2 separate regions of the Homo sapiens genome follow, and region 2 is linked to region 1. A link is an interaction called in ENCODE POLR2A ChIA-PET data of the cell type or tissue named here. Cell type or tissue: HCT116. All regions are shown on one strand.

What was found. Peaks named below come from ENCODE experiments on the same cell type or tissue, not always from the same donor. Only the 100,000 strongest peaks of a DNase experiment are listed, where the experiment ranks them.
Region 2: POLR2A ChIA-PET joins it to region 1 with 5 read pairs; 1 of 35 experiments calls an interaction of 5 or more read pairs at or near these places.

Annotation. Positions count from the first base shown.
Region 1 is chr9:126,780,393-126,782,892 of GRCh38, forward strand. No RefSeq gene overlaps it. Among named protein-coding and RNA genes, the nearest start is that of ZBTB43, 23 kb to the right of the region's middle. In HCT116, a CTCF peak has its summit at 1,584 (motif pointing left); a DNase peak (open chromatin) is centred at 1,549.
Region 2 is chr9:126,416,110-126,418,609 of GRCh38, forward strand. All of the region lies in intron 6 of MVB12B (multivesicular body subunit 12B), which reads left to right. Among named protein-coding and RNA genes, the nearest start is that of NRON, 6.9 kb to the left of the region's middle. RefSeq lists an enhancer at 1-171. In HCT116, no CTCF peak of the experiment used is centred here; a DNase peak (open chromatin) is centred at 1,092.

The DNA.
Region 1 (2,500 bases):
TAGCAGGGCTCCAGGCACATACTAAGCCTCGAAAGTGGCAATCTATTACCATTAACAACCCATAACATAGGAGATACATTCTCCACCTTATGGATAATAAAAGTCATTCCCAGAGAGGCTGATAGCTTGCAGGAAAACAGAATTCAAACCCAGGTTTGGGCCAGGCACGGTGGCTCATGCCTGTAATCCTAGCACTTCGGGAGGCCGAGGTGGGCGGATCACTTGAGGTCAGGAGTTCAAGACCAGCCTGGCCAACATGGTGAAACCCCATCTCTACTAAAAATACAAAGATTAGCCAGGCGTGGTGGTGCTCACCTGTAATCCCAGCTATTCGGGAGGCTGAGGCAGGAGAAGTGCTTGAACCCGGGAGGCAGGGCTGCAGTGAGCCAAGAGGGCACCACTGCACTCCAGCCTGGGTGACAGAGCAAGACTCCATCTCAAAACAAAACAAAACAAAACAAAAACAAAAAACAAAAGCCCGGGCGCGGTGGCTCACACCTGTAATCCCAGCACTTTGGGAGGCCGAGGCGGGCGAATCACGAGGTCAGGAGTTCAAGACCAGCCTGACCATTTTTAGTCTCTACTAAAAATACAAAAATTAGCCAGGTGTGGTGGCGGATGCCTGTAATCCCACCTACTCAGGAGGCTGAGGCAGGAGAATCATTTGAACCTGGGAGGCAGAGGTTGCAGTGAGCCGAAATTGCACCATTGCACTCCAGCCTAGGTGACAGGGTGAGACTCCGTCTCAAAAAAAAAAAAAAACAAAAAAAGCAAACAAACAAACAGAAAAACAGGTCTATGGGTCTGGCCCCTCTATTTGTTCTCGCTGCCTGACTTCATTGACTTCCACTCCTGCCAGGAGCTGGACTGAGTCGAGAACTAGATGCCTTCATAGAGCTCCAGGTCCTGGTCTTAGGGTGGGAGACCGGCCCCCTTAGCAGGGGTCCCTCAGGGAGTGGGAGGACCAGGGCGAGCCTGGGTCCAGGCAGGGCTACAAGAGGCTCCCAGGTGATGGGGAAGGGGGCTGCCTGGCCCTTCTCCAAGCACATTTAGAGCCAACCCAAGGGAAACCCCGATTCTGTCAGTGCTGGCACGCCTGGGGCACAAGCATCGGAGACATTAAATATTAAACACGTCGGCTGCCTTCCAAGCTTGGTAATTAAAACTCTTATTTCATATTTTACACAGGATGGACGGGGAGGTCACAGACTGCTCTTAGATGTTTCATAGTTCCTTGTTCACAGATGAAGTGGCTCTTCCGAGGAAAACCTCCTCTCACTTGGGATCCTCGCGCCCTATTTATTAAGTGATTTCCTGGGAGGGAGGCCAGGGAGCGGAGGTCGGGGAGGTCTCCGGGGTGTAAGGCCCCAACCAGGAATCCCAGCAGGGTTTTGGGCTTTCTTTCTGCTTCTCCAAAATGGGCCTGGGTTCCCAGGAGACGGCCGAGGGCGCCTCGCCCCTGCTGGAAGGGCAGCCTGGGAGCTGGAGTTGGCAAACGGGAGGGGACGGGAGGGGACGGGAGGAGCCCCAGGGGAGGGGGCGTCTTCCCTTAGCTTTCAGCGCCATCTGCTGGCCGTATGCTAAACTGCCGCTCCCCCGGAGGCCAGCTAGAGACCAATTTCGAGTTCTGAGCAGGGAGAGAGAGGAGGGGTTCCAGGACAATCAGGCCTGGAGCTTCCAGAAACATTCCAAAAACACAGTTTAGATTTTTAATTGTTCACTCAGTCATTCTCCCGGGGTCTAGGGAGAAATAGGACTCAGACTCGGATCTCTGGGGACCTACCCCAGCATGATAACCTGGGTGTGCCTGGGGTTCATGGGGGCCTGGGAATCACGGAGGCCCCCTCACCTGCATTCACTGTGTGCCAAGCACTGGCCTACATCACTGACATTTGTTGTATCACTGCAGGTGCTGTGATCTTGCTGCCGTGCTCATTTGACAGATGAAAACACTCAGGCTGTGAGAGAACCCCAAAGCCAGAGGATTCCCTTGATCACTCCCCACCATGGCCAACATGATGAAATCCTGTTTCTACTAAAAATACAAAAATTAGCCGGCCGTGGTGGCAGGCACCTGTAATCCCACCTACTCGGGAGGCTGAGGCGGGAGAATTGCTTGAACCTGGGAGGCGGAGGTTGCAGTGAGCCAAGATCACACCACTGCACTCCAGCCTGGGCGACAGAGCAAGACTCCATCTCAAAAAAAACAAAACAAAAAGAAAGAAAGAACAAGGGAGAGAGGAGAAAGCAAGCAAGCCAGTGTGAGGGAAAAGGAGTGAGAATGGGGAGGGCCTGAGATAAGACTGCAGCAGAAGGTCCGGGGCTACTGGATTTGAACCTATAGCTTTAGAGCATGGGGCACCATGGAGAGAAGAGAGGTAGGGAGGAACACGAGCAGATTTGTGGTTTTTTGGGGGTTTGTTTCGTTTTGTTTTTTGAGACAGAGTCTCACTGTGTCGCATAGGCTGGAGTGCAGTGGTGCAATCTTGGCTCACTGCAA
Region 2 (2,500 bases), 360 kb before region 1:
TCCTGATGCAGAGGAAAGGCCCCGTGGGTTCTGCTGTGGTGCTGCATGGAGGCCCTCATGAGCCAGACTCTAAAATAATGCCGGGGTGGCAAGAATGGGGAGAGTGGGAGTAGGATTGAAGCTCGCGTACTTGCATGTGCTCACGCATGCCTGGTTCCGTGCTGTCAACCCTGCCTGCATGGTGGCCCTCTGTGCCCTGGGAGGCAACACACCCCTGCCAAAGGCCATGTGACTCCCTGGTGCTGGCGCTGGGATTTGGACCCACATCCAGCGGACTCGGGGGCACTGCCCTCAACCACTACAACTGGTTTGCCTCCCTGGGTGTGCGATCGGGCCATTGGTCATCCAGCTCTGTATAGTTCACTGTAACCTGTCGGGATCACTGAGCTAGTGAGCGGCAGAGATGTCATGTCCCTGGCATCACTGATTTCAAAAGGGCCTTCAGGAGGGACCCTGTGGCCCTGATTGAGTAGTCTCATTTTATATACCCGATAGTGAAGCTGAATCGGGGTAACTCTAACATAGCGATAACCACCTCCGGAGGACACATGGACTGACCTCTTCATTAATACCTAGCTTTCCCTTCATCAGCTTTACCTCTCAGAGCCTCAGTTTCCTATTCTGTTAAATGAGAATAATTACTCCTACCTAAAAAGGTTGTTGAGGTGATGAGGCCGGGTGATATATTGAGGACCCCCAGCCCAGGTCCTGGCAGGTGGGGCTCCATCCCACGCTGGGGAACTGGAATCTCATCTCGCCAGAGACCCAGCTGATGGCAGAGCCTTCATCCTTGTCTCTCACTTTCAGGCTAATCTGACACCAAAGCACTCCTGGGCCACTTCTCCTTCGGCAGGTGACTTGTCCTGTTTAACCACAGGTAATCTGTCCCTGGGGCCCAAACTGTTCATTCTCATTAATGGGAAGCCTTGATGTGCCTTTCTGTCCTGTCCCCATGTCCCCTGCTTCCTGTGTCCAGGAGTAGTGGAAGCAGAAATGCAGGGGAAGCTATTTGCCATGTAGGGAGGAGCCCTTCTCCCTAAAGCTTTCTCTGCCCAGGGGGCCTTCTCACCTGCTGCTCTCTGACTGCTGTCCCTTACCCACTCTTGCATCAGCTACTTTAGCTGGAGTATTCAGTAACCTGATTTCAATTCAGCAGATCCCTACTGAGCAGTTATTCTGCAGAAAATACAGTCAGCCTGTGACTTGAATCCTCTTTTAATTTCACATTTGCTGCATCAGGCACACATTGTCTATCATATATGAACAGAAACCTTCTTTTTTTTCCCTTCTTGTAAATTCCTGGTTGCTGCTGCTGCTGATTTCTTCTTACCCATACCTGGTTTCCTCCATAATGGAGAGAGGTGAGATTCAGGGTATAAAACAGAGACCCCTGGAGCCTAATTAATTGGGAAAATACACACAGGGAGAAATGAAATGATAGAGACTAACAGCAGTTCATGTCAAAAAAGAAACCCAGGAGTTTTAGTGAGCCAACTACAACACTTGATTTGGTCAACAAATGGTCAGTAATTGTCTACCCTGTGACAAAAAATTGTCCCAGAAAATGAAGTACAAAATTGATGATATTTGGCCCTGCTCTTGAGGAGGTCACAATCACATTAGGGAACAGGTTTATATCAGATGACCAAAGTGTACTGTGATACCTGGAGTGGGGTGAGAGAAGACACTCAGGCATCCAATCCAGTCTGGGGCAAGCCCAGGAAAGGTTTTTCCAAAGAGGGCATGGTTGGGTGGGATCTTGAAGTATGAATAGGAGTTTGGAGAGTCGGTAAGGAAGAATGGAGATTCCTAGGAAGAGGGAGTGGCATGGATAAAGAATCAGGCCTAGGCATGAGAAAAACAAGGCCTGTTCAGAGATTAACAAGACTTCCACTCTTTCTGGAGGAGAGGGGAAGTAAGTAGTGGCAAGAGGCAGAATCTGGAAGGTGGGCTGGTGTGCCGGGGATGTGTAAGTGTACAGAGTGAGAAGACAGCTAAGCCAGCACCCTTGCAAACAGCAACCTTGCAAAGTTTGGAGACGAAGTGGGAGTTGGCGGGGTGGGGGGTGGTGGGCAGAAAGAATCATCTCCAACGAGGGAAGAGAACCTGGGGCGGGGGTTGAGTTGCAGAGCAAGCCAGGCAAAATCTGAGGCCCCGAGGGACAAGAAAGTTTGGTCCCGGACATCAGTATTGCATGGAGCAGCTGAAGAGCTGGGCCCCTTGATTTCTCTGTTGTTCATATACTTTTTTGTGGTTGTTATTGCTCATATATTTCTTTTAAGTCCTAAATTTCCCCAAAACTATCCATTTAGAGGGTCTGTGGCAAGTCATGTCGACAGGAATGAAGTCTCTGCACAAAGTAGATAGTGAATAATTGTAGGCTCATGATCATTTCCTGCTACCATTCCCATCCACATTGGCGCCTTAGTTTTATTTCCTCACTCTCCCACAGACGGGCAAGCTTTTGAAATTGTAAATTGGATGTTGGCACATTTCTGCT